Linked DNA regions of Mus musculus: regions 1, 2, 3, 4, 6 and 7 are each linked to region 5. Evidence: chromatin loops called from intact Hi-C (ENCODE). Cell type or tissue: left cerebral cortex. All regions are shown on one strand. Region 1 overlaps Nfia (nuclear factor I/A). Region 2 holds the start of 0610025J13Rik (a long non-coding RNA gene). Region 3 has its middle 77 kb from the start of 0610025J13Rik. Region 4 holds the start of Gm35073 (predicted gene, 35073). Region 5 overlaps Gm38709 (a long non-coding RNA gene). Region 6 holds the start of Gm19417 (a long non-coding RNA gene). Region 7 overlaps Nfia (nuclear factor I/A).

The links. Hi-C counts contacts between places; a loop is a spot of excess contacts. Peaks named below come from ENCODE experiments on the same cell type or tissue, not always from the same donor. Only the 100,000 strongest peaks of a DNase experiment are listed, where the experiment ranks them.
Region 1: it touches region 5 in a loop (5-fold over the local background); 13 of 42 quality-filtered maps call a loop at or near these places.
Region 2: a loop joins it to region 5, with 7 times the contacts of the local background. A loop is called at or near these places in 23 of 42 quality-filtered maps.
Region 3: a loop joins it to region 5, with 2.9 times the contacts of the local background. A loop is called at or near these places in 18 of 42 quality-filtered maps.
Region 4: it touches region 5 in a loop (2.8-fold over the local background); 5 of 42 quality-filtered maps call a loop at or near these places.
Region 6: it touches region 5 in a loop (4-fold over the local background); 7 of 42 quality-filtered maps call a loop at or near these places.
Region 7: a loop joins it to region 5, with 4 times the contacts of the local background. A loop is called at or near these places in 19 of 42 quality-filtered maps.

What each region holds. Positions count from the first base shown.
Region 1 is chr4:98,002,750-98,006,749 of GRCm38, reverse strand. All of the region lies in intron 4 of Nfia (nuclear factor I/A), which reads right to left. Among named protein-coding and RNA genes, the nearest start is that of Gm34218, 18 kb to the left of the region's middle. In left cerebral cortex, CTCF peaks have their summits at 2,183 and 3,474; DNase peaks (open chromatin) are centred at 2,247 and 2,795; H3K27ac peaks cover 1,284 bases.
Region 2 is chr4:98,320,527-98,324,526 of GRCm38, reverse strand. It overlaps 0610025J13Rik (a long non-coding RNA gene), which reads right to left and starts at 3,171. Exons shown (of 3, transcript XR_376450.3): 1 at 3,020-3,171; 2 at 1,280-2,218. In left cerebral cortex, CTCF peaks have their summits at 1,852 and 2,053 (motif pointing right); DNase peaks (open chromatin) are centred at 2,123, 3,028 and 3,381; H3K4me3 peaks cover 1,212 bases; H3K27ac peaks cover 918 bases.
Region 3 is chr4:98,242,174-98,246,173 of GRCm38, reverse strand. It overlaps the pseudogene Gm12691. Among named protein-coding and RNA genes, the nearest start is that of 0610025J13Rik, 77 kb to the left of the region's middle. In left cerebral cortex, a CTCF peak has its summit at 2,470 (motif pointing right); DNase peaks (open chromatin) are centred at 1,044, 1,418, 2,048 and 2,480; H3K4me3 peaks cover 681 bases; H3K27ac peaks cover 1,340 bases.
Region 4 is chr4:98,700,635-98,704,634 of GRCm38, reverse strand. Patj (PATJ, crumbs cell polarity complex component) reads right to left here. Exons shown (of 44, transcript NM_172696.2): 43 at 534-640. It overlaps Gm35073 (predicted gene, 35073), which reads left to right and starts at 3,880. Exons shown (of 2, transcript NR_151609.1): 1 at 3,880-3,997. In left cerebral cortex, a CTCF peak has its summit at 1,936 (motif pointing right); a DNase peak (open chromatin) is centred at 1,979.
Region 5 is chr4:97,748,893-97,752,892 of GRCm38, reverse strand. It overlaps Gm38709 (a long non-coding RNA gene), which reads left to right. Exons shown (of 5, transcript XR_003955232.1): 5 at 1-2,246. It also overlaps a transcript of Nfia not described here. Among named protein-coding and RNA genes, the nearest start is that of Gm38709, 27 kb to the left of the region's middle. In left cerebral cortex, CTCF peaks have their summits at 1,549 and 1,748 (motif pointing left); DNase peaks (open chromatin) are centred at 769, 965 and 1,725; H3K4me3 peaks cover 1,413 bases; H3K27ac peaks cover 1,449 bases.
Region 6 is chr4:97,866,837-97,870,836 of GRCm38, reverse strand. The region is part of intron 2 of Nfia (nuclear factor I/A); the gene reads right to left. It overlaps Gm19417 (a long non-coding RNA gene), which reads left to right and starts at 1,828. Exons shown (of 2, transcript XR_376437.4): 1 at 1,828-2,654. In left cerebral cortex, no CTCF peak of the experiment used is centred here; DNase peaks (open chromatin) are centred at 548, 1,087, 1,776 and 2,305; H3K4me3 peaks cover 1,400 bases; H3K27ac peaks cover 2,624 bases.
Region 7 is chr4:98,106,772-98,110,771 of GRCm38, reverse strand. The region is part of intron 10 of Nfia (nuclear factor I/A); the gene reads right to left. Among named protein-coding and RNA genes, the nearest start is that of Gm34784, 17 kb to the left of the region's middle. In left cerebral cortex, a CTCF peak has its summit at 1,559 (motif pointing right); DNase peaks (open chromatin) are centred at 1,552 and 1,972; H3K27ac peaks cover 663 bases.

The DNA.
Region 1 (4,000 bases), 250 kb before region 5:
AGAACACACAGTAGATGATCAAGGGCAAAGGCTTAAGCCAGTAATGATCAAGGTGATTACCATCATTGAGCTCTCACTAATCCAACATGAGGCGTCCTGTTATGTTACCTCTGTGTTCTTGAGAGGTCTCCCCAGTTTAGCACTCAGATTTATGCTCAGCCTATAGCCAGGACTTACTTTAAATATTTTGTATTAAATAATTATAACCTACGAAGAAAACACAGGCAAGAGGCACTGCAAATATTGACCAGAGTCCCACAGCTATTAAATTTCAAATGTTCACCCCTATTATAAATCCTGAACTATTTCCTGGCATCCTACAGGCATGTGTGTGTTTGATAGTCTGTGTTAACCACACACTATGTAGGTAGAAGTTACTTAGAAAAGATTAGCAGTAGATGGACCTAGAGAAACAGGGACCATGACAACAAGTTAGTATGCATATCAAAGTATAGTGTGTGTTTCTTTTTCCAAGATCCAGTGTCTATCATAAGAGTGCTCATGAGTCTGGGAAATTTAGCAGACCCTTCAGTTGAGGATAGAGATAAATGGCCCAAACCCAGCCATGAGCAGCTCTAACCAGGACTGGCAGGAGTATGTATATACCAAAGAGCACAGGGCACACATGCACAGTGCTACCCAGTGTCAAAAGCACACTCCCTCTGACCTAAGTGTGACCTACACAGTAGCTCACACACACTGCTCAGGACATATATTCAACACAGGGCACACATATATCTCATGGTCGGATGGGACCAGCTATGGATAAAGTAGCCTGTGGGTGGGGGTGTCCTCTTAGTAGCTCATCGTCTTTTGGTTGGTGAGGAAGGGAAGGGATAGACATCAAGGTTAGCCACCCAAATGTGAATGGTAGAAACCCTAGTGCAGCTGGTCCACTCCATTTGCTTCCTGCTTTACTGTTCAAACACTCACCCCAAATGAATCAAGGAAATAAAAATTGTATGACAAAGCATTCTTTGGAAATAATTCAACTTCAACATTTATTTTAAAATTGTATTGAATTGAACTGGGAGGAAATCTGTTAGTTAAGCCAGATAGACTGATTTTTTTTCCCTTTTCTATGAGTGTGGCAACATTTATTATTTCCTCTCTGTGTGGGGGCTTGATTAAAACTAGAAAATGAAACATATCCCATGGTGTAATACATTTAGAATGAAGTGACTTAGACTCGAAAAAAACCTTAAGGGACCGATTAGAATTTTCTATTATATGGCTTACTTAACAGATTTTCTTTAGAAGCTGCATTTTGGACATAGAGAAGATTTTTTTTAAAAAGGCCATCCAACCTATTGTCTACTACACACCAGACCTTCCTTCCAGAGGGGTTGATTCTGGCTTCTATGCATAAGATGTGTGATGTTCATTTTAAAATTACTAGTAGAGCCTGCTATTGACCATCTAATTATGCCGAGTTCCATTTATAAACATAGCTAACCACTAAGTTTATGGAGACTTTTTGTGCTGCTTTAATAGGATATTGATCGAGAGCATAGTTTGAGTGGCCTGCCATTGAATTGTGTAATGCCAAACAAAGGCAAGGTCACAGTGACGGTCCGGGCTGGGCTGCAGTGGACGTTTTATTATCGTCTTTTTGTTTCTTCCTTTAATGCTGAAGTCTAAATGGTTTCTTGCTTAAGAGTATAAATTGTATAAAAAATTAATTTCTGTACCATGATCATTGTTACTGTGTGTGTTAACAGAGGAGAGAGCCAGCAGGCTGCCTGCTCAGACTAGGAAGTTTTTAAGTCATCCTCCTCCAATAAAGGTAGAAAGAACCGCCACTATTTAAGTGGTAACCCTCAAAAGATGCCCCCTCCCCGGGACTTCTCATCTGAGGCCTGCTTCTTCATTAGTCTTTCCAGATAAGGACAATTTGTATTTTCAAGTTTGAGCTTAGCCCTACCAATGTCTCATTTTCTTACTGTGCCTCTCTTAGCTGAGTTAATTTTGCCCCAGAACTTCTTTCTACACGTCAGGTTAGACTAGATTCATTGGTTCTTACAAAACTGCTGGTCAGAAATCCTAAGTGCCTGCGTATGGGCGCTGGAAGCCATACCAAGGACTTGAAAAAGAAGTTCAGAACAAACTGCATTCGGAACTCCCATGATGATTCCTGTGTGAGAATCTCAGCAGTGCACGTTCCCAAGGCAGAAAACAGCCGCTAGGGTGCCACCTCATGCCAGGCTGAGGCACAGGCCCGTTCCATTCACTGCCACTCTCCATTGACAAACAACTTGGGAACCCCGAAGTCCATCGGGTAGCCAGGCTTTGTGGCAGAGCCAGGGCAATTCATCTGCTGGACTTTAATAGATTCTGCAGCCATGTAGCAGGAACTCAGCACAGGCTGAGCAGCTGAGAGTGGTTTTCACACCCAAAGACTCTAAGGCCAGCCACAGTGTACTGAGAATCCTGGCTTTGCAGAATTCCAGGGCTGTGAAGTCATCCCGAGCCACGAAGTTTACTTAACCCTTGCAGCCAGTTTGGGTGTAACAAACCACGCTGGCAATCGGAACAGGCCGGAGCAGAGGCACAATGGCCTGTGTGTGTATCTGTGGTCTTTTTACTCTTTCCCACGGAAGCCTTTAAGGTTTCAGAATCTCTCCAGCAACTTCAAGGAAAACACTCAGCACTTTAGAAGGAAATGAGCAGGAGTGGAGTTTGGGACAGAACTTTTTGAGTTCACACCAGGAGGGACATTTGGCAGCCTCAGAGCACGTACTTTGAGGAAACGTTGGCACAAAATAAACAAGAGTGGGTTTGACAGAGAGCCCTTGAAGCAGGGACGTTCAGCAGCCAGCAGAATGGGCTCTCCTTGGCAGCTCAGGGGAGGGGCCTATCTGGAAATGCCTGTAGTAGAGGGCTTTGTGTAGTGAAGCACCTCTCAACAGATGGCTCCTGTCTCCTCCTTCATGGGATTATGCTAAAACAACCTCAGGGATTCGGAACCCCAGGCGCTCCTGGGAGCCTCTCCCCTGTACTGAATTCTTCTTTTTCTCTGGCCCAGGGTGCAGTGGTCTGTGTTTTCTCCCTCTCGTGGAACAAGGTAATAAATAACTAGAAGTGCTTTCAGATGGTCCTGCCACGTGTGGAGATGGGCCACAGAACAAATCCATACTCTCAGCGCCAGCGTCTCCGTTGCTACAGTTCACAAACATTAGATGATAAAGGCAGAAATTAAAGGGTGCTGGCGGGAGGCAAGGGTGAGGGAGTTTGTGACTTCCTGCAGCTCTCCTGGGCCAGAGTCCCTAGTCCAGCAGTTCCTAGCATCTGCTCCAGGCATTTATTGTCAAGCAGCCTGGCTGTCTAGTCTAACTCTCACCTAGGAACTCGTGAGACTGAGCTGCTCTGTCATTGCCACCACTGTGGAGATGATACTCTCCCAGGCAAAGACATGAGAGTAGTTATTTAACTTGACTCTTCGTTTGCAAATACTGAAACAGCTCCCCCTACCCCATCACAGTGAGAACCTCACTGGACTCCTGGGGGAAGTAAATATTTTTACTATCACATGTAGAAGGCTAGCACTATGTATCTGGAAAGAGAAACAGTTTAAGACAAGGGTATCGTTTCTGAGTAATATGGAGTCTCCACACTGTATGGGGTCACAACTAGTTGTGATTGTGGTAAGGTCATAGACTCAACTTCTTTATGCAGTTCGGATGGTGTGTTGTGCTGGGTATTTTTGTCATCCTAACACAAACTATGAAGCTGGAAGTTATGGGGCTGAAGGGTTGCCTCCATCAGATTGGCCCGTGGGCATATCAGTAGGGCATTTTATTGATTAATGATTGATGTGGGTGGGCCATGCTCACCATGAGAGGTATCAATCACTCCTGGGTAAGTATTCCTGGATGGTCTAAGAAAGCAGGCTGAGCAAGGCAGTAAGCAGCACTCCTCTGTGCCCTCTGCTTCAGTTCCTGCTTTGGCTTTTTTTGATGATACAATGTGACCTGTAAGCTAATAAGCCCTTTCTTCTCAA
Region 2 (4,000 bases), 570 kb before region 5:
ACCTAGGTTAGACCAGCACAGGTTCCCTGGTTGTCATTTCAGTTTCTGTGAGCTCCTATGAGCCCCAGTTAGTTGATTCTGTGGGCTGTTTTATTGTGGTGTCCTTAATCCTTCTTGCTCCTACAATCCTTCCTCTCTCCTCTTCCACAGGATTCCCGAGTTCCAGCTAATGTTTGGCTGTGCAGTTTTAGATTTCTAAATAGAGTTTGTCAACACTCAGATACTGCATTTGGGGCTAAACAATTATTATTATTTTTTTCGTGGTGAGCTGCATTGTTTATCTAATGTGGTTGGCAGTTACTCTTTCCTCTACTTACTAGGGGCTTGTAACACCTTCTGCCTACATTTGTAGCCACTAAACCCAGCCCCACACATTGCAATTTGTCTCTGGGATGTCAGACTGACCTCCAGTTGAGAACCAGTCCCACTGAGTCCCTCCGTGAAACAGTGGAGGTGTGACCATGGCTGGATCTAGGAATATGCTTATGAAAAAGAAACAGGTAATTCATATCATGCCTTCACTAGCTGTCAATAGAAGCATGGGACCCACTCTGGAGCTTTGCACTGGAGATGGGGAAGTGAATGGAGGCAGTGCAGGGTGAGCAACTTATCCTATCACGTTAAGGTTAGGAGCCGGAGTCAATCAGGAGTTCGAGTAGGTAGGCTCCTCACCACTGGGGACTGAACCAGAGCTGAGCCTCTCAAACTCTCTGAGCTTCAACTATTTCATTCAGGATAAAATGAAAACAGGATAAAAATGGAAAGCCTCATAGTCCTTCTGTGAAGACAGATGAGATTCTATACATCATGTAGTTAGCCCAGAGCCTGGAATGTAGAATGTACTTAACAATCACGCATGGCTACCATTGCCATCACGATCAACAGTTAGGATGTGTTTCTATCCTCACAGTGATGTGATTTCCACTTGGTCAGTGGGTTGTGGTCTGAATCTGCAGCTTTGGATCCCAGCCTTCCCAGAATCATAGTCACCTGACAAAACGAAGTCAGAACCTTATGCTGGAAGGACCCTTTATATTATAGACTCTGGGTGTTAATTTCTACAGCAAAAGTTCTACTTCAACTGACTGATACTATCTTCACGTCTAGCTGTCATTGGGAAACTCAATAGCTGCATTATTGCACATCTTGGAGTAGTAGAGGTGCTATAGGATCAATACTGGATATCAACGTGTGTTGATTCAAAGAAAATGCACCTGCCTGCAGTTCACTAACACACAATCTCCAAGACTCCTTTAGGCTCTAAGAAATAGACTCTTACCTTTAGACCAGTTGGCATTAGCTTGGAGCAACACTTGATTTTTGGAACGAAAGTGTATGAGCAGCTGCTTTGGCTGAGAGAAGAAATCTGGGACAGAAGCTCAGGGATCAACCATAGGTAGTTGGTGGAGCCAGCTACCTCCTTTAGCCAGTCGGCTAAGAATATGTGTCAGGGCAGGCTAGCTTACAGAAAGATGAAATGATTCTCTTTCCTTACAAAATAAATACCAAACACGTCAATAAAATGTAGGTCTGAACTAGGTCTATGACCAGCAAACTGACATAGGAAAAAGCACTTAACGTTCAGGAACCCGTCTTTACGCAACTGTAAAGGGAGGCTATGGGATGAATTTGGCAGTTGTACATTACTGCTGCACACATTGGAGAGGGGATACACACAGTTATTGTAGACTTTACTAGCCACCAACAAAATGTCTGACAAACATAAATATATCTGAAAGTTGTTGTTGTTGTTGTTTTTTTTAAATAGGTTGGTTCATTCATTCATATGTTCATTCACGCTACTGTTGTGGGAGCACACACTCTTCGCTGAGCGTATACTGGGATCACAGACTGCCTTCGTCCTCAGGTTGGGTTTACATAAAGCAGTTAGATCAACTCCTAGGGCAGAGCACTTAGACAGGAGTTTCTGAGCTGGGTAGGCTAAGACGGGTGGCCTTTGTTGGAAATGCTGTTGCTAGTGGCTGGGACCAGGTCCAGCCAGCTCACAGCAGCTTGCTTTGGGGTCGCACTGACGCTTGCCTGGTCGCCGGTAGGTGGCGGCAGACGCCCTGGCGGAAGGCGTTGCGCTGCGCCCCGCTGGCTTGGCTCCGCCCGCCGGGTCCGATGCTTCGCGCTCCGCCTCCGGAGCAGCCGAGTGCGTCTGAGGCGATCCCGTGCCAGGCTTGGGGACGCTGCCAGGTTTCTCTCAAATCTTGGCCTAACAAAGGGAAGCAAATTACAAAAATGGAAATTTTCAAACTAGCGTTCAGTTGTATTGAAATCGACGTTTGTGTAGCACGCAGGCACAGACCACATTCATGCTATTTTGTGATTAAAACGATACCAAAAATACCTCCTTGCTTTAGTTTTCATCTTCTAAAACGGCCTCTTCCCCTTTTCTAATTGCTGCTTTACTTTGGGGGAGCAGCGAGCCCCCGGCCACCGTAGAATTGCTAACATTTGCATCAGGACAGTTGAAATCTGGCCCGGGCTGCTATTCTCTCTGTCGTCCCCACCCCAGTCTTTCCTCCTCCCCGTCTCTTAGACTCCGCTGTTTCTCTCGTTCTGTCCTCCCCCCAACCCCCCTTCCTCCTTTTCTTTGGGAGTTGAACTTTAACCCAACCTTGTGTGTCCTTTCAGCCTAGGGGAGTACAGATAAAGACATTGCTAGGCACTGTACGGGGAAGTTTTGTGTCTTGTGTACTCGGTTTCAAGTCTTAGGACAGCGCGTAAATCCTCAGGGCTCCTCTTGATTCAAGCAGCAAAACCTGACCATGGCCTCACCAAAGCTCTGGTTACCTTGCTCTCCCATTAAAAAACAAAAACCAAACCAAAACAAAAAAAACCCCAATGATTTTGAAGCGGCTCTTGAGCTGGCTCTTGAATGGATTTTACTTAACATGAAGTTGTATAGAGCCCGACTGTGTCCTCTTGGCTTGTTTTTGCAGTTGCTAGACAGGCCCAGTCCCCAGTGGGCTTGTGTGAAAGGCGCCCTCCTCCCACCCCCAGCTCTCCGCACCATTTCTTTCCTTGGAAGCTTTGACTGTCTCCTTCCGCAGCAGCTGTGTCTGCAGTGCCTGGAGACAGGTGGGGGAGTAGCCTCCCGCTGAACCTGCCAATTCCCTCTCCAAGGACTGTCTGAATAGCTATTAAAAATTAAAGGACACGCACACGTACACACACACACACACACACACACACACACACACACACACACACACACACACGCTTTCGTTCTTTGTTTTCTGGTGGAGGTCACTGTCACACCAGAGCAATGGTACTGCTTTGCCGACTGAGATTAAATTCTACAGTCCTTCTCTTGTCGGCACTCACCAGCCCACAAGAACCCATTGCCACATCTTTTGGGCCCTCTAGAAGATCTGAGTTCTAGGAGTGGTCAAGTGCCCACTTGCAATGGATCTGGAGAGAGAGGTGCTCCCAACCCCAGGAGATAAACACAGAGCTCATGAGACCATGGTTGCAGTTAGGGATCCCTTGTTTATCTGTATTTGAGTCTCAAAACTAGAACTTTCTAGGGCAGGTGTTGAGTATCCTCTGCACACTGGTAAGAGTTTAACAGGTTCCAGAAGAGAACCGGAAGTCACATTTTCGTTCCCAGCCTGGATTCAGGACCTTCTGCTCTTCCCTGGGGGCTTGACCCTCAGTACCCAGCTACCTCTCTGCTTTTCCCAGGGCTGTTGCCCGCTCTTAGAATTCCTCCTCCTCCTCTTCTCTGATTAGCAAACGTTTGGTCTCTTTAAAGACGTCTTTCAAACACACCCTCTCCAGTCTTTCATGGCTGTGCCTGTGCTTGGGTACCTCTGTAGTCAGTAATCCTGCCTTAAGTTAAATGGGACAAAGTTGCTTGACATACCTGCTGTGCTGTGCTGTGCTGTGCTGATCTCTCTCTCCCTCTCCCTTCCTCCCTCTCCCTTTCTCCACCCCTCCTCTCCACTCCCTACCTCCCTCTCTTTTCCTCTCTCTCCTTCCCCCAATCTCC
Region 3 (4,000 bases), 490 kb before region 5:
CACCCTCTTCTGGCCTCCAAGGGCACTGCATGTCCTGCATATACATACACATAGGCAAACCCTCATACACATGCCAGAGGGTTAATGACTTAAATCCTCAAGTGGACAGGAAAACTGACTTCTATAACGATACCTATGAGTCAAGTTCCTGATGCTTCTAATAAGGGGATGACCAGCAGACTTCTTTGAGTATAGTATCTACCATTTTAAGACAGCAGGAGAATCTTCCATTCCCTATCTTCCCCCTTTTCTATCCAATAAACCCCCCAAAGCACTGCATGCAGTGTATGCATGGACTCCACTTCTGTGGAGAGACCGTGGCCCTTCAGCTGTTCTGACTAAAAGGAAAATTCTGCCCCTGGAGAGGCCTGTTTTTCCTTAACTTTCATGTAGCCTCTTTTAACCCTGACTTAACACATGCAACAGAAATAAATCTTAAAATAAATGTGTTCTGGGGGCGGGAGAGATGGCTCAGCGGTTAGGAGCACTGATTGCTTTTCCGGAGATCCTGAGTTCAAATCCCAGTAACCTCATGGTGGCTCACGACCATCCGTAATGAGATCTGATGCCTTCTTCTGGTGTGTCTGAAGACAGCAACAGTGCACTTAGCATAGAATAAATAAATAAATCTTTAAAAAAAATTGTGTTCGCTTCTGAGTTCTACCATAGCACCAGGCACACGTAGCTGTGCTTTACCTAATATTAAGGCTGCTGTTTCTCACTTAAGGCTAAGTGGAATATTTAATCTAAAGACGTCTGAATGTGTTGTCATTCGGAGACCAGTCCTTACAGTAGTTGTTTAGACCCAGCACATCGGAGTGTACCTTAAGCCAGTATCAGTGGGATACTTACACAAATGTGAGAGTTGGGCCCCATGACACGTAGGGAAATGCTGTGCACGTGAAGGCAGAGATTGGAGCCATGTTTCTGTAAGACAAGGCACAGCTAAAACTGACAGCAAAACAGCAGCTAGGCTGAGAGGCGAACACTCTCTCTGACAACACCAGCTCCCCACTAAGGCATGGTCTGCCCAGGCTGCTCTGAGAAAGCAGCAAACACATTTGTAGTCTGTTTGTGGGCATTCCACACAGGAGATAGACCAGCCAAATCTTTCCGTGACCACTGCTAAAAGGTCTGGCTTTGGCCGTGAGAGGTTATACTTATGTATTTCATCCTTTTATAACTGGAGCACTATTGAAAAATAAGTACTGTACCCATATACATGGTACAGGAAAGCAAGCAAGAAAACTCTGCTGAGAGTGCCTCAAGCCAGTATACAGCATACTGATATCAAGGATTACAACTATGGTTTTATGTAATTGGCTGCTTCCCCCTAACCTAGGCTTCTCTGCTTCTTCCTTGGAACTCACAGTCAGGGAGACACTGGCCCGGGCAGTCCTTCCTGTACTTGCTTGGGAATGTTTAGACAAGTTTCCAAAGTACAGTCCTAGATGGAAGGAAGAAAGTTACAACTTCCAGTGAGTTGTCCCGATTCCAGGGTGTGACACAGAATCCACCAAGTCTCACTGTGGTTTGGAAGGTTACGTTACTAAGTGGAACCAACAGAACCCAAAGGAAACATATGTGTTTCAGTACCAGATTCTCTTCACTTCCCGGACACTTTGCCCCCTCCCCCCTTCTGTCTCTCTCTCTCCCTCCCCTCTCACCACACACACACACACACACACACACACACACACACACACACACACACACACACACACTTTCTCATTCTGCAACCCTGGGGGAGAGAAGGCAGCTGTAGAAGCCAAAAAAACCTCCCCAGCCCTAATTAAACCCTCCAAGTCTCCAGGCAACGCAGCTAAGGAAAAACATCATTTCCAAGCTGAAGACCCCCAGCCCCCAGTCCCAGCAAAGGAAACAGGTCGTTTGGTTTAATCAGCCTACGTGCACATTCTCTCTCCCCAGGTTGCCAAGACCGAGCCTGTACCTAGCAGAGGTATTTGTGTAATCAAAGCTTCTGGAACGTTCCCTGCCAAGGCTACCAAAGTGAATAGGCTCCTGAGGTAAAAATGTTCCCCTGCTGGGGACGGCGCCCTTGAAGTCTACATCAAAATCAAGAAAGGGTCACAGCTGTTGCGGCACCCCACAGCGGAAAACTTGCAAGAGATCCCAGCCTGCATCACTGCGCTTCAGGTCGGCAGGAAACAGGCTCTATTTGCTTCTGAGAAGGGGGGCGGGGAGGGTGGGTGGGAAGACAGAGAGGGGGGAGGGACAGGGGTGGAATGGCGGGGGGGGGGGGTTTGGGGGGGGAGGGAGACAGAGAGACACAGAGACAGAAACTAGAGAAAGAGAGAGAAATTGAGAGAGAAAAAGAGACAGAGACAGATTGATTTTCAAAAAAGCTTCCATCATCAGTATCCTCTGAGATGGAAGAGACCCGCCCTGCATCCAAGCACCCCCTCCAATCTAGTCAACCTGTACTGCATATTGGCTGAGAGCCACTAGGTGGCAGCAGATTAACTCTTCGGATGCCAGAATGGGCTCTGAGTTGAGTCTGGTCCAAGTAAAGGGAAAATGATGGCCTCTTTTCTCCCCAATATTCTTAGCAAACGTTCTGCAAGGAGGGCTTTCTGGTGACCGCCTTGCATGGCGGCTGGAGTCAGGGTGGGACGCAATTGTGTGTGCTATAGGTTTCATGACTTGCCTCATGGTTCCAGGACTAAAAATGCTTTAGGAAATTTATGCATGTTCAAAGTATAATAACATGTGAATCCATTCCATTTTCCAGACCAGGTCCCTTGCCCTATGGGAACTACCAAGGGCAAGATGGCATTAAAAAAATAAATGGAGTTCTTGTAGCTGGCCACCTTGCAGGACGCAGGGATAGTTAGTTTGCTGCAGACAAGTTGGAAAGACTTGAGTAAGTTAGAGAAGATGGAGTTCCACAAAACTTTGATGATGCGGGTTTTATGCTTTTTAGAGTGAGTGATGGCCTACAATGTGGGAGCTATCGGAAGGAAACCTAGCCAGCAGGCCTAGAAATACTTGCTGCTTAGACCACAAGGAAACAAATCTTTCTCTGGGGCATTCTGGCCTCTGCAAAGCATTCCCCTGCATCCCACCTATTAAATTTCTGCCACAAATATAAAAATACAGTGGTGGTGATTGGAACAGGGGCCAGAAAGGTGAAAGAAATTTACTTCAGGAGGCAAGAGAGAGCTACCAGCCACAGGAGGAATAAAGTCAGGAGGGAGTGGCAGCAGCTGGGATGAAAAGTTGTGCTTATGTATGAAGGGTTTGGGAGACCACAGACAGCAGAGGAGGAGGAGGGAGAGGAGGAAGAGGAGGAGGAGGAGGAAGAGAAGGAGGAGGAGGAGGAAGAGGAGGAGGAGGAGGAGGGAGAGGAGGAGGAAGAGGAGGGAGAGGAGGAGGAAGAGGAGGAGGGAGAGGAGGAGGAAGAGGAGGAGGGAGAGGAGGAGGAAGAGGAGGAGGGAGAGGAGGAGGAGGGAGATGAGGAGGAGGAGGAAGAGGAGGAAGAAGAGGAGGAGGAAGAAGAGGAGGAGGAGGGAGATGAGGAGGAAGAGGGAGAGGAGGAGGAGGAAGAGGAGGAGGAGGAAGAAGAGGAGGAGGAAGAAGAGGAGGAGGAAAAAGAGGAGGAGGGAGATGAGGAGGAGGAGGAGGGAGAGGAGGAGGAGGGAGAGGAGGAAGAGGAGGAGGAGGAGGAGGGAAATCAGTAGGAGGGATTCACAATGTGGGCGATCTATAGGACTCAGGTGGAGTGAAAGACAACTTGAAGAGGTTTGGCTGGGCATTTGGGATCTCTCTGATATATTTCAAGAGAGTTTAGCAAAGATGAAAATGGTCTCAACAATTTTTATTCTTTGGCCTCAAGGCTGCCTAAGACCAAGGCTGCATGGGTGGCAAAACTGACTCTCTTCGCTCTCCTTAGCTGTCTAGGTGGTAGGGCACTGACTCTAATCTCAATCTCTTTTCAACATAAAAATCTCTTTTAGTGGACACACAAATAAAACTAAGG
Region 4 (4,000 bases), 950 kb before region 5:
TGTGTGTGCAGGCGCATACCCAGGCGCGTACAGTTCAGGGGCTTATAGCTTGTGAAAGTCAGTTCTCACCTTCCACTCTGTGGGCCCCAGGGACCAAACTCAGGTCGTCAGACTGGGTGCCAAGTGCCTTTATGTCACCGGCCTCCTGTTCTTTATTCTTGTATCAGTTTAGCTTCAGAAACATTGCTTTAATGAACAGCTTGGCAATGACTAGCTGTGATGACATATGCTCTCAAAGGGGACAATAAGATTTCACCTCAGAACAAGGCTTTAACTTAGTGAGTTAAGGGCATGTTAGTCCATGCACCTTAGAGCAGGGTGGACCTAGGAAACCTGCAGTTTCTTAGGACAGGGTATAGGCTTGTGTCGAGGCAATGAGAAGGATCTTGTGGTGGAATAGAGAGCCCTGACAGACACCTTGTCAGACCTTGTCAGGGCAGGAGAACTTAGCACGTGCATCCCTCCACTCTGAGGTCACACACACCGGAGCCTGAAGCTCAGGCGCTAGGCCCACTCTGTATCAGAACACTCACTCTGTGTCTTCCGGATGTCGGTCAGCAGTCGGAGAGCCAAGCTGGGAGCCTGCAGACATGATTTCCAGCTGGGTCGCTATGGCACTTATGTTGGTATCTGCCACAACCTGTGGGAGGGAGTGACAAGGTATTTTACTGTAAGTTGCAAGGATGCTGGAGAAACCACGGCTGTATTCTAAACAGCATTCCTCCTGCACGGAGAGCTGGAGAGATGGATTATTCGTTTCTCGTTTCCCTTTCTCTCTCCCCATCTTTCTCACTTGAATTTCCTCCCTCACTTCCCGAGACAGAGACCCACTGGTGTTAAAACTCTCAATGTTCCTGCTGCGCCCTTCCCAGGGCCGGGGTTTCAGCATGCACCTCCATGCTGCGCTGGAGGCTTTCATTTTTTTCTTAAACTCTTTCCTTCATTTGACTTCCAGTGGCTGCTGCCTCTCCATCCCCTTCTTTATTCTTTTGTGGAACTGGAGACTGAATCCAGAGCCTCTGAACGAGGACTCTCTCACTCACCCATGTGGCCACACCCTCCTTTTGAAACCTTTTATTTTGAGGTAGGGCCTTACAGAGCAGCAGACGCAGCGATCCTCATTCCTCAGCCTTCCAATAGCTGCTGGAATCACAGGCCTGTGCCACCGGCCCAGGTACATTAGCCTCGTGCATCTTCCCACCCCACCATCCTCTCTTGCTGACTCTTGTGCAGTGTGACAGGCCTAGCTCCCAAGTTCCTAGTCTTTCTCATCCACACTGGGTCTTGTGCTATTAATTTAAATACCACCCGTGACGACATCCCCAGCTCTCTATCTCCAGCTCTACCTTACTTAACTCCAAACCCTTATGATGTGTCCCCAGTGATGTTCTTCAGGAACCCACTGCTAACGTCCCCAGCCCTCTGCCCCACAGCCTGGGCTCTTGCAGCTTTCTACATCCTAGATGACTGTGACCAGTTCTTGTGGTTTCATAAGGTAAGTAAGGTTGGTTGGTACCATCCTTGATGTCTCTGTCTCAGCCCACTGTCCTCCCAGGTGCTGCAGGCTGACCCACAAAGTCATCTCGTGGAGTTCTACAGGAACCACCTCACTGCTCAGCCTCACTTTTCTCAAGTAGCTTAGAACCAAGTTAGCATGGCGCCGATTACTCCAGACTCTGCCTGAAGTCATCTGCAGAGAACTGGATGCTGGGCCACAAGCTGAAGTCCTTCCTATGACCTTCAAGGTGTCCTGCCCTGTGGCAGCTCTCCTAACATTTCCCTGAGTTCAGCATTCTGACCTCATTGTCCTGCCGGCTGTCCTACCCCCACCCTAGAACAGAGCCCAGGGATCTGGAGGGCTGACTGTCCCACTGCAGATCCGGAGAGGAATTTGCCCAGGAGTGCAGGGAAACTTGATGTGACGCAGTTCCAGAACATACCAACAGAGGGCACACATGCCTCAGTTGTGAAACAGCTGTCTGTAAAGCAGGAGAAAGGCGATGGGCCAGAGGAGGGGTCAGAAAGAATTTGGGGATCATCCAGACGAGGGGAAAACAGTTATGTACAAGTGCAGCGTGTTCTAGAAATACAGTCATGGGAAGAATAGTCAACTAAATGGGGACATGCGCAGCATAAAAGCCTAAGACGCGTAGCATAAAAGCTCCCTTCTAGACTCTCTTCTTCCAGTAGCAGGCAGGGCTGTCTCACATAGCCTAGAGCCTCAGCAGACGCTGCCTGCTCTCAAGGCACACTCTTCACAAACAATTCCATTCCAGCTTCTCCAGGCCTGAGCCTCCAGGACCCACATACTCCCGACTTTCTCGCTGCTGGTAGGGTCTGCTCTCTGCTATCTCTGCTTACCTCCAGGCTCTGTCAGAGGCCCAGGTGACTTCAGAGTCAAGTGACAGCACATCCATCCCCTGGCTTTAAGTTCTGCCGCTGTGCTTATAACCCAGCAGCTATGCTCGGCCCAGTCACCACTTTGGGATTTGCATTGACATCGCTCAGCTTATCAAAATTAGGATACCAAGTCCAAGTTTGGACTTGGGGGGTGGGGGGTAGCTCAGTGGCAGAATGCCTGCCTAGCATGTTCCATTCTCAGAGGACACACAGCATGCACCCCACCCTACTTCCTCTCCAAACTCTGGACCCTAAAACACACTCCCTCTGCTCAGCTGACTTTTCCTTTCATTTTTTCCACTTATTATCAAATTACACCTCCAGCTCCCCCATAACGAACTAAGAAGGTATAATACTGAAACCCTGCTGGGGCTGGGACTGTCATCTGAGACAGGCACTGAGGTGCTCAGTCCCAGTAGCCTCCTGGTGCCGCCTGCTCCCGAATGAGTTCCCAGCCCTGTTCACTCTTCTCTTCTACCTTCCCCTGTCATCTTCCCGGATACACAATGGCACTCTCCCCCTGGAAACCTTTCACCACTGCCCCTTTGTTTGTGGGAGAAGACGCTAAGCATGTGCAGTACCCCCGACCCCTGACCAACACACACTTCTAATCTTTCCTCCGTTCCTCTCAATCTTCCAGACTTTTCTCCCTGGGAATCTCTACACAAGCCAGCTTAGCTGACAGCCTGCTCCTCGTGCGACCTTCTCTAGTGCCCCTGCCTAAGTCAATTCTTCCTGTTTTCTTCTGCATTTTCAACCCGTTTCTTAGGGATTGACAGTGCATGTTTTTTTTTTGGTGGCTGTGGATCTCGGCTCCAGCTCTACGAGCAGCAGGGTCATGCCCCAGCATGTGCCTATGGAAGAACCCTGAAGAGAATGAGTGGGCTGGAAGCCTTCAGGAGGGACAGAGAGATTGAGGTGATTATGTGGAGACGGGGCTTCTGGTCCTTTAAGGAGAGAGAAAATCTAACAGGTAGGCCCCACTCCACAGAGACATGACAGAGGGAGTGAATGAAGGACGTCCAGGCACTGACCAAGCTAATGTCATTTTGATATTTTTGTTTTGCTTTTTTTTCAAATGATTTATTTTTATTCTATGAGCATTGGTGTTTTATCTCATGTGTCTTGTGTGAGGGTGTTGGATACCCTGGAACTGAAAGTACACCAAGCTGTGAGCTGCCATGTGGATGCTTGGAGCTGAATCCTGGTCCTCTGGAAGACCAGCTCGCGCTCTTTCTTAACTGCTCAGCCATTGCTTCAGCACCAACTTTTTCTTTTTACGTTTGTTTAGTGTGTGTGTGTGTGTGTGTGTGTGTGTGTGTGTGTGTGTGTTGGGGCATGTGATGGTTTGTATATCCTTGGACCAGGGAGTGGCACCATCTGAAGGGGTGGCCTTGTTGGAATAGGTGTGACCTGGTTGGAATGGGTGTGTCACTGTGGATGTGGGTATAAGATCCTCACCCTAGTTGCCTGGAAATCAGTCTTCCACTAGCAGCCTTTGGATAAAGACATAGAACTCTCAGCTCCTCCTGTGCAATGCCTGCCTGGATACTGCCATGCTCCCACCTTGATGATAATGGACTGAACCTTTGAACCTGTA
Region 5 (4,000 bases):
GGCACCAGGACACACTGCCTTTGTGGTTTCTGTCTCTTATACCCACCAGCTCTGGGGGGAAAAAAATCACACACCTGCACCTTAGAAAGAGGCCAAATCCAGTTCCTGCCTCCCAGAGAGTATGAAGACCACTTCTATTGGAGTTACTGCGTGCAGCAATTGTTTGTAGCTCCTTAAAGGGAAAACACTGCGTGCCCTTTGTTTTGTCTTAAGAATCACACAGAGACTAGGCCGGGTGATATTCCTGCTAAGTTAATGCTAGGGTAGAGTGCAGTGCTAGAATCCCAAGACCAGAGTGTTAAAATGGATCTCAATTTTCTGTTTCCATAACTGCACTTTCTATTTGGCTTATTCCCTTCTTAGGGACCCCATCTCCTGCAGCAGCACAAGAGATTAATAGTTACATCCCTATTTTTCTCAAGATAAAAGCTGTCACTAAATGGTGTTGCAACCAAGTGTCACAACTGTACATACCCCATTGCCATTGTTTATTTAAATTTATCTCTGCAGTTCTTTTATGGACTTGGGAAAGTGTAACAGGTTCTAATTGGTAGGGGGAAAAAATCCAAGTCAGGTATGTTTTACTTTTTTCCGATCAAAGAAAGACTGAGTAAAAGAATAAGCTTTTTGCAGTGTGTTTTTTCCAACACTCTTTTCAGTAGCTGTACGCTTTCCTCCCTTATCCAGTTCCGCTTTCACTTTTCCTCCTCCCAGCCTCGCTAACCCACTTAACAATTCTCCGGCCTGTCCCAGGCCGCTGGTAACGAGCAGAGGACGCCCACGACTCCCCCTAACCACACCGTTCAACTTCAGAAGCTCTTAAGAGAAAAAGTCTTCTTCTCAAAGTGCAGTCGGAGCAAATCATTCCCCCAGAGTTCCCTCCACAGCTGCCGTAGGAAGGACTTCGGTCGATCTTCAAGAGGGGACCCGCGCACAGGACAAGTCCGCCTGTGGCCACAGCAGAACAACCCAGGCCGGAGGTTGACGCCGCCCTACGCGTCCTCCCACCCCACGGGACATCCCGATGACCCGGTCACTCAGCGCTCAGCCACTGTAGGACTGACTCCACTCTTTCCTTCCCTGCTCCGCTTCGCCTCCCGAAGTGCTCCCAGATCAGCTGTGGTGTGATCACTCCCCAACACCCAGCTCCATCGCGTACACCCCAACGTGTGCAAGATGGGGTTCGAATATGGGAACCCAACTTTGCAACGAAAAAGCTCAGGGTCAGGCCGGAGCCAGAGGGAAGAAAGAGCACGAAGAGACCGCACAGGGCGCCGATACCGGGTCCTGAGGAGGCGGTCCTTGTTCCTAAACAGGCCATGCAGGTGCACCCTGCTGCTTTCTCTTGCAAGTCTTTTGAGGTTTGGCCTTTTAGAGCTTTGTAAAGTTGACTCTCCCCCTCCTCTCAATCACAGGGTCACACTAGGAACCACACTGTCCTCAGCCCTTTAATCTCATTACTGACTTTAGGGGAAGGGGTAGAAGGGTGAGGACGGCCTGGGCCGCGGGAGGATTGGGGTTCAAGCACGGCTCAGGAGCGCCACGCTGGGCAGGAAGCGCTCAGAGGTCGGTCACTAGGCTCTACTTCTTGAGAAGTGCTGCTTAACCGCAACCGCTCCGCTCCGCCCACACCAGGGGAGCGGGAGAGAAGTCCCGGGCGAAAAAGACTTTTTTCCTTTAAGAGAAGGCAGCTGGTGACCCGGGTCCTCATCCTTCAAGTTCCCCTAAGCGAAGCAGGGCGCCACCTACAGTCGAGTTCCAACTAGCACGTTGGTGAGAAGGCTGGAGATCCTTTCCTAAGCAAGGCAGGATTTTGGGCACAGCCATCTCATCTCTGTAATCAATCCAGACCAACAGGTCTGTTGGCAGGCAACAGCAGACTAGACCATACCGAAAATTTGCGTTGGGGGCGTGAAGAAGTTGGGAAACAGAACAGTACTAGCTCTGATTGGACTTGTTCGCGCTCTAATGGTTTTGGCTGGATTTTGAACCCAGTATCTCCCCCACGTTTCAGCCAAGGAGAGCAGCAGTCAATTTCATTAGGAAGAGTATTTGTGTGACCTTGGACAAGTTGCTCCGTCACTCACTCTCCTTTTTCTTCCCCTTCAGAACTATAACCGTGAGAGTTTTTTTTTTTTCTAAATTAATGAGATAAAGTAGGTGAGAAACTGCCCATGTTAAGAGCTCCCACCTATTTCTAAAAGGGGGAAAAATCTTCCGAGAAATAAAACTTTAAAGACACTGCATATGTGTTTCCTGTTCCATGAAAGATTAGGTCTCTAGGAGGAAGAGGCGAGAAAGGCAGCCAAGTGGCCCCAATAGCTGATTTGAGCACTGGCTAATCTCCTCATAGACAAAAGAGACATATTAGTGGATGGCTGTGACTACTTAATTATCATTTTACTTTATAAATTGTTAATTACCACATGAACGTCAGAACCATATATGATATACATTATTCCCACTGTAAAGATGAAGACATACAATCCAGAGGTGAAAGCTATAACTACAACTTCAGCAGACTCAAGTCTGTTTCTGAACCTGCTTTTGATATGTAGTAGTATTAAGTTCTTCGAAATCAGATTAGGTGTTTTACATAGGAGGACAGGTTTTGTCTTTCATAGCACCTCTGAAAAGAAGAACTGTGAGTTCCCAAGGGGATTGGAGGGCCAGGGAGGTCAAGGGAGTCACTTTTGTGGGAGCTGGAGAGGCAAGGGTTTGTTTCATTTTACAATTCTAGGTTATGTGCATCAGTAAGGGAAGGCAGGGTGAGAACCTGAAGATAGGAACTGAAGCAAAAGCCACAGGGAAAGTTGCTTCCAGGCTGGCTATTGGCTTCCCTGCCTATTTTTCAAGGGAGTCATTTTAAGAATCAGCAGAGCAGGCCCGCAGAGAACCCTCCTCTGACAACATGAAAGTGACTTCAACTGGCACCTGTGTTGGGACACTTGTAAAAGTTCTCAATCCAAGTCAGGCAGGGGACTTGGCTCCTTAGTGGTTGTGCCATGCTGAAGGGGTGACAGAGGCTCGCTCTTGCAGCCCAAGAAGTGGTGATGATTGCAGTGTTTCCTTAGAAAATCTTGACAGTGGATGAAAGAGCAGGGCACAGAGGCAGTAGGAAAAGCCAGAGACAGACTGACTTATACTTCTATCAATATAATTAGTCTATGCTTACCTCACGGCCCACACAGCCAAATCTCATCAAACAGCCCAAGGAAAAGTTTAGTTTAATATAGCAATTGATGTCCTGGCATCTAAACCACAGCAGTTGGGCTCTGTTGCCCTTATTATGAGAATATATACATTGAGTTTGCCCCTAGCTCAACCCTGGGGCTTCATGCATGCTGGGCAAGTGCTCTATCATCGAGCTATATAGCTCAAGGCCGACACTGCACTTTCCCCCATATATCAAATATGTCATTTCTTTGTATCCATGTAATAGTAGTGACATTTCTTTCTTCTTCCTCTCTCTCTCTTTCTCTCTCTCTCTCTCTCTCTCTCTCTCTCTTTCTTTCTTTTTTTGTAGTGGCATTTCATAATGAAAGGTTTGGATTACATAGAGAAGCAAATTATACTACTTTCAGCATTTTGGGGTTACCATTGTGGAAAATTGTGCATGAGTTCCCCTTCTCATCCATCAAAGCGTAAAACCCAAACCACCATTCCTACCCACAGCACCTCCTTTACACTGGTAGAATAACCGAACTTGCGAAAAGGCCTCAAAGCTGAGAGAATGGCTTGGCCTATACATTATTGGTGCACAAGTCTGACCTGAGTTCAGTCTTCTTAAACGTGTTAAAAACTAACTGGGAAGAGAAGATCCCTAGAGCTACTGGTTATCCGTCAAATTGGCAAGTCCCAGGTTCAGTAAGAGATCCTGTCTCAAAAACTATGGTGGGGAGTTATTGAGGAAAACACTTAACATTGACCTCTGGCTTCCACATCTTTCACACACACACACACACACACACACACACACACCAAATTCCTTAAGTTAAGC
Region 6 (4,000 bases), 120 kb before region 5:
CAGTACAGGCAGACTGACCTCCAAGCCTTCCTCCTCTCTGGATCAGCATGTACTTATAAGGAGAACTAGATGCTTATCAAGGTATACATGCTATAATAATGGTCTTCTGGGGGCTGGTAATATATTGGATTCTTCAGTGAAACTGAAGGTAAACTGATATATTTTGGAATATCCCAACTTGACCAACATTTTATTCCCTATGTGATTAGATACAATATAAAAACACAGAAGAGGATATCTATGATTTTCTGTCCTTGTAGGACAGACATGGAGGCAACAGTAAAAAATGTAAGTAATTGAACAAATTAGCAGGGGCATTTTGGATTTTCCTAAGAAATGTTCCATAGAAAAGCATGATTGCCAACCTCAGATTTCTCCTTTATAGAGATATCATCTGAGCCGAGAACTGAAAGGCAAGAATGTATCACCCAAAAGAAAAGGGAGGAAAATCATTACAGGCAAACAACACATAGAAAAGGGACTGGCAGAGTCCTGACCTCAAACGGAGACCTGCAAGGCTCAAGCATGGAAGAATCAACAGGATAAAGTGAGGCTAGAGAGGTGGTGCAGATGCCAGATCTTGTAGGGCAGGCCCTGGCCACCAGCTTGAAGTTTATTCTCAACACACTGGGAAACACTAAGCATTGTAAGCAAAGGAATGGCAGAAACTACTGTAATTCTTTAGATTGCTAGGCTGGGTGCTGTGTGAATGAGCAAAATGGATATTTGATTCTAATTGTTTGTTTGTTTGTTTGTTTACTGTTTTATTTTTCAAGCTTAGCTTCTAACATTTTTATAGACTGGAAGAATCTTGATTCTCTCCTTGAATGTCCTCAAGGTGAGTATGTGGGAACTGAGGCACAGGCCTTTCAAGACTTGCTTATGGAGTCAAGCAAGGAAGAACAGACTCAATTCACTTACAAAGTCAGATGGAGGGGGCAGGGTACAAAAACCATAACAAAGCATGAGATTTTCACCAGTCTTTGGTTTGGGAAAGCTAAAACTCCGCATTTGACATTTGTAGTTCTCCTTCTATTTTGAAATCTGTACAATGTAGCTATATCTCACAGAATTCTCACTTTAATGCCAAGTCCTTCAGCTTTCAACTCAGACACATCTACGGAGTCTGTAGGGTTAAACGCAGCTCCGCGAAGTCAAGAGAACTGTGTGTTCTGTCTGGGAAAAGTTCATGAACGTAATTTTAAGCTCTTGTTTTCTTTCAGTTCCTTCCTTCAAGTTTATTGCTAAAAGCCCGACTCTCTAGGTCCCATTTAGCCATATTCCTACAAAAGCTCCCCAAAGTGACAATGCTTTTATTTTATTTTATTTTTTAAGAAAATAAAGCCAAAAAACAAAAGGGGGAGGGGTGGGGAGCCAGTGTGAAGTTCCTCTGAGTTCCTGCTCTCTTGGAGCATGGCTCCTATCACACAATAATGTGTTATTTTGTTGAATTTTGGCATTCATCTAGCTTGTTTGGTCAGAAGCCAAAAAATTAAGAGTGTGTCGGTCCACCAGTTTCTCAGCAGAGAAGCGCTCTTCTCACCCAGCCAGTGCGCCGTGCCCTTGGCCTCTGGCCAAGAAGGGAAATCCATTTTACATAAAGAATGCTCCGAGCTCAAGTGCGCAGAGACTTTTTACCTGCTGAAATAACTTTGTGGAGAAATGCCAGTCCACTAGACACATTCTGCAGGCACATTTGGCATGCAGCGCAAGGCAAAGAACTCTGCGGAGGAAGCAAGCTTTTTCAGAACAAGGAAATGGCTGTGCTGCCCTCGTGGCACGTCACGTGGCTTGGCACGGCGCGCTGATTGGCTGCGGCGGGTAAACACGGCGCCATGTACGGCTGCGTCGTCGCCTCACAGGTCGTGAAATGGCGCCGGGGGCCCAGCCGGCCACGGCCCCTTGAGTTCCTTGTTTTTGTTTTTGTTTCTCTGCTTGTGTTTTAATGAAGCTCACGGATTTGAGTAGAAACAGATTTCTCACAAACTTGCTTCTCTCCGGCTCGATTTCACAGCTCGGCATACATTTGGGCTGTCTCAGGCTTGACAGCGTTCCAGGGAAAATACTAACTGTAAACTTTGCAAGGAGAATTAAAGGAGCAGGCAGAAATGTCAGGAGGGTGTCCTCCCTTCACAAAGCACAGGCATCTGCACCGAAGGCTTCCAGTAAGGTCCTACCTCTGCAGGGCACAGCGGGAAGGAAGGAAAAATAGATAATTCCCCTTTGGCCGAAGGCATGAAGGAGCTCTCTTCCTCTCAGGCCTGACCAGTTGAACATTGCACACTCTGGTGTATAAATATTTGCCTCTGGCTGAAGTTCAAGCCCTATGTGGCTGCCAGACACAACAGAAAACCAACATTCAAGGGAAAGTGTTTACTGCGGTGATGGCCAAAGGAACAACAGCCAACAAATGAGCACATCTGATTGGCCAGGCCTGCCTATGGCAATATCAGAAAGCACCAGGCCACTAGCCACTGACCACTGGGGTATTCCTACCCCTTCAGGAAAGGCTACGTTCTTTAATACAAGACCAGAAGACTTGCTGGTGGTTTCCCATGTGTTCCTCCAGAGCAAGCAGCCCAAATAATCCTAAACCATGCTCTTAACTCTTACCACTCCAGCAAAACAAGTGGATGCTTCTTCAAGTTACCCAAGTAGGATCTCTAGCCTTTTTGTATGTTTCTCCCTTTTCAGGTTCAGGGTAAGGCTATCTGCATGTCTCCCAATTCCCATTACTAAGTGTTCTGTAATAGAGGTCTTTAATCATCATCTGGTGAATTTTAAGCTTTTTTTTTTAAACATTCAAGGGGAAAAAAAAAGAAACCTTTGAAAGGTATCTAAACTCAATTTATTTATTTTGAAAGATAAGAGCTTGAACCCAGAGCCTTGCACACATTAATCAACTGGCTACTACTGAACTATATCCAGGCTGGTATTTGTTTGTTTTTTGAGATTAGGTATATTAAAAAGTAGACTGCTCATTCTGGTCTTGAATTCACTCTGGAGCCAAGACAAGTTTCAATCTTAGGATTCTCTTGCCTCAGTTTCCCATGTATATATTTCTACAGCTGGTTAAGATATTGCAAAGTCATACACCCTTCAAAATGCCTCACCCCAAACTAGAATAGTTCTAAAACATATAGAAATAATAAAACTGGTCATCCAAAGATTAAGATCTCTAACGGGGATAAAGAAACTAAATGAAAAAGGATCATCAAGAAAATCTTCAGAAAGTAATGAACTCATGGGTCATATTAAGCATGTAGCTGACAAGGCCGTTTTCCAACAGTTTCTATATGGGGGAGGGGATTCTTAATACAACTGAAGTACATTATGAACTTTTGATCATTGTCATCTTTATAGTCCAGTCTAAATAAACAGTTCATGAATCACACTTTTCCTTAGCATTGCAAAGGAAATATATTTAGCTGAACTGAAAAGATATTTTTTAAAAGTACAAAAAAATTTAGAAATATAAAGATATGAAAAGTTTTAAATTATTTTGATTTTATGTCACAATAATTTAGGTAAAACAAACTGCTGTTAGGGATGTTGTTGTTGTTTTGTTGTTTTTGTTTTGCTATTGTTGTTTTTTTTTTTTTTTTTTGAGACAGGGTTTCTTTGTGTGATAACCTTGGCTGTCCTAGAATTCACTCTGTAGACAGGCTGGCCTTGAACTCACAGAGATCCCACTGTCTCTGCCTCCCAAGTGCTGGGACCAAAGGCATGTGCCACCATACCTAACTCTGCTGTTAGGTTTTCATTTTTTAAAATAAAATATGCATTTGGTGAACTAAAACATTTGCTATTCATTGAAAACAAAAAGTTTATATCCTACACAATATACAGGATTAGTTTTGAAAATTCCTCAAGAGCTCAAATCTTGATTAACCATCCTAGGCTTAAGGAAACTTCTAAATTTGATTTCATTACAAAACTAAAATAATTTGTTGAGTAATTCCATTTTCAAATGTTCATGAAGCTTTTAACAACTATATTG
Region 7 (4,000 bases), 360 kb before region 5:
TGGCTGAAGTGTGAGCTTGGGGCTGCAGCAAATAGCTATTTCCATGACTTTCTCAATATATTTCTCAGTGAGGTGTAGGTGCTAAGGACAGGTGCTAAATGTACAAACACAACATTCTGTAGGTGGCCCATGATAGCAGTTAAAACAGAAAGGTCTGGTGGAAAACTCACTGGTGACCTGGGAGGGGGTGGGGGGTGGGAAGTCAGACTGGCCTCTCCCCTTGCTCCTCATGATGGGTGCAAATCCTTTCTTCCCTCCCCTCCTCTCCCCTCCCCTCCCCTCCTCTCCCCTCTTCTCCCCTCCTCTCCCCTCCTCTCCCCTCCCCTCCCCTCTCCTCCCCTCCCCTCCTCTTTCTTTCTCTTTCTCTCTCTCTCTCTCTCTCTCTCTCTTTCTCTCTTTCTCTCTTTCTCTCTTTTTTTCTTTCCGAGACAGGGTTTCTCTGTATAGACCTGGCTGTCCTGGAACTCACTTCATAGACAAGGCTGGCCTTGAACTCAGAAATCCACCTGCCTCTGCCTCCCAAGTGCTGGGATTAAAGGCATTCGCCACCACTGCCCGGCCAGGTGCAAATCCTTTCAATGGCATATATTTAAAATTCTTTTCTTAGAAAAGATACATAATAAAATAAGATGGCACCTTATGAAGCACCATTGTGTTCATGGGGAAATGAAACCACTGTAGTTCTCGTTCATGTTTCTGTCTACTCAATGTGCCCTTGGAGCTTTCTGCCAGCTGTGGAGCCAGTCTTATGTCCCTTTCAGAAACATTCTTTGTCAACACAGAGAGTTCGCTTAACAAAATGAGCAACTATAGACCAATCTCAAAACTCAAGTGAGGCTAAAAATTGTATGACTTTTTTTTTTTTTTTTTGCCAACTTTCTTCTAAGTATTCTGAAGAATTCAGTATTTTCATCAGAAAACCTACCAGCTTCGAGGCTGTGAGTTCTGCATTGAAAACATCACCAGGGTTTGAGTCAGTCGGAACTGATTCCGGAGGTGAGGGCTAAAGCTCACTCTTGTCGGGGAGATTCAATTAGGGGAAAGTCGGGACTCCTTTGATCCCAGGGATAAATAGCTAAGTGATAGCTCCATGGAGGCATGGTGTAAAATTTCCTGGTCACACAAGGTACCTTTGATTTCCAAAGGCGCTTATAACAAAACAAAACAAAACAAAAACTCCTAGCTCAAACCACAAAACTACTCATCCTGTAGACTTTTACTCTCTGACCATGCGCTTCGGAGAACCCAATAAAGCTGCTTATATCTGGAAAAGAAATCACCCTGGCAAGTATGCATGGCCTAAATCTAAGTGGACAAAAGAAAGATCAGTAAGAAGGAAAGGGGAGGGAAGCAGACCGCAAACCGTGTCTGCGTTAAGTTTCTCCTGATCTCTGACGCAGATCCACTTTCCATATCTGCTCTTATACAGAACAGTCTCAAACTGAGTGGTAAGTGCTGTTCCCAATCTGTTTGCATGCTTTCTAAGGCAGTTGTGAAATTCTGGACTTCTTCAGTGTGGCAGTCCTGAAGCAAAGGCCTGGGACCTGGCGAGTCACCAGGGGGAGCAGTTTTCCGTCCCGTAGTTTCTGCATTCAGGACATTACAAAAATCAGCAGTGCCCTGTACATACTTCTGCTAAAAAGCAAAGCAAAGCAAAGCAAAGCAAAGCAAAGCAAAGCAAAGCAAAGCAAAGCAAAGCAAAGCAAAGCAAAGCAAAGCAAAGCAAAGCAAAGCAAAGCAAAGCAAAGCAAAGCAAAGCAAAGAAAAAAAAAGTTTCTTCACACATCTTACTATTCAGTGTGTGCCTCGCCCACAAGGTTACCCCAGAGCAGCTCTGTAACCCTTCACTGAAATAGGCTTTATTGATTGCTCTGGGCTATTGTTCTCTTTTCAAGTCCCCCAAGTTCAAGTTCATCCTGGTGTTACATCATGTCTGGTTGCTCTTAGCAACCAGACAGACCCAGACGTGACTATCATTAGCAAGAAACCCGCCACTCTCCTCCCACCAACCTTCCAGTGGCTCTGACGTAGCAGGCCCACTGCAAACACACTGAAGTATTTATTCTGCCTAATTTATGACCTACCCAGCAAGCTAGACCCCCGCTCCAAAAACCAACACTGTTGTATATTTAATTAATCTGTCTTTCTTTGGCATTTGAGAAAGTTAGACAAAGGACTAATTATTGTGTTTCGCTCTCCACACTTTTCTTTTGGGGGGTGAATATTTGCCTGGGAAAGAAAACGATGAGGCCCCGCATTGGCCCCTCCCCTTTTTCTTTCTGCCCTTTTGACATTTCATGAAATACTTTAGCTGCTTAAGGGAGTTAGAAAAAAAAAAAAAAAAGAAAGAAAGAAAGAAAAAAAAACCGCACTGTGAATGTTACTCCTTCTGAGTTGGTATTCAGTAACACAAATCAACTCACGACATGTTTAAATTTAAATGCTAACCACACGCTCTCAGAGTTACTTTAAAGGTTAGTTTTTAATCAATAGAAGTTGCTGACTCTGGGTTTTTGAGCTGCACACTGCAACTCCCGGGCTTTTGTCTAATGTTAAAGCTTGGGAACTTTTTTTTCCTTGAGATGATTTTAGCAATGATTTGCAGATACTGGGGCTATTGTGCTCCTACCAGCAACATGTCAATAGAGGAGCTGAGCTGCCCTGTGGTGGGCTGTCAATATGACTCCTAAGGCAGGGGTTGGGGGTCTTTAATAACCCGTGAAAAAACCTTAATTAACCCTTTCAGGTCCAAACCAAAACCTATTCTCCCACTTTTCACTCCTGTAATTTGACCATTAGTACTTATTTCAACATCTCACTAATCTTCATGACAATTAACCCAGCTACTTGACCAAGGGCTTCCAGAATGGGAAGTCAGTTAGGGGGAACCACACACGAACTTCTCTCTCTCTCTCTCTCTCTTTCTTTCTCTCTTTCTTTCTTTCTTTCTTTCTTTCTGTTTTTTTGAATGAGGTCTCTTAGTAAACGATCTGCAGAAATATAGTAGAGAAACAGTTGTAAGCAATAAGAAATTACTCCATTTTGCCAAGTTTTCTATCTGTCAGTTTGTAGTTGAAGACACTGGTGGTGACAGGTGTGACAACCGCCCACACAGAGGTGCTCCTGGATTTTCCTAAACTTCTGAGAACTGCCAATCGCCTCAGCCGGGTAAGGCAATAGGAGGAAAGGCTCCTTTGCTGTGGCATTTCCCTTTAATCTCGTTACTTGAAAACGCAGCAAGTCTGAGAGCACTCACTAAAGGAGGATTCGGCATCTTTCTTCTTGGGACAGGAGAACAGAGAGCGAGAGGGATCTGAGAAAATCTGGGAAATACTTGGATTGAATCAAGTCATTGGGAAGATACTGACACGAGAAGCAAAACTCATCTGTGGAGGGAGAGTCAGGAAATCATCCTCACGTCTGACATCTGCTTGGGTTTCATATGGCCTCTGCCTTCATACTTTATAGGCCCTTAATCTGCCCTACTGTATCCAGGCGACTACAAAGGAATCCCTGTCCCTTATCTGCCGAGAGTGGCAATATTACAGTACTGCATCAGAGGATGTTATCTTGATACATTTACATTGAGGCAGTAAACACTGGGCTTTGATCTATTGCCCCTCCCCCAGCAGGAACATTCAACCACAGTTGATTTGGTGGCCCATAAATCCACACTCCCTCAAAGGCTCTAGTTTCAAGAAATTAGCCAGTTACATTCTCAATGTCCACAGTTTGGGATGAACCAGGGGTGGGAGGGGGAACCCGTCCTCTTTCAGTGTTCAAGGTGAAACATCAAAAGAAATCTGCAGTCCGAGAGCTCAGCTTTCCTTCTAGCTGGTCAGATGGAGAAGTAATCTCATCAGGTTGGAAAGTGCTGACTCAGGATTTAATAAAGTGCCTGCAGATGTGGTGTCTCTAAGGTATTCAACTCATGTAATGCAAAACAGCTCCGCGCCCAGCGACGTGCTTATAAAATTTCATTTAACCATTGCAGCGCGGT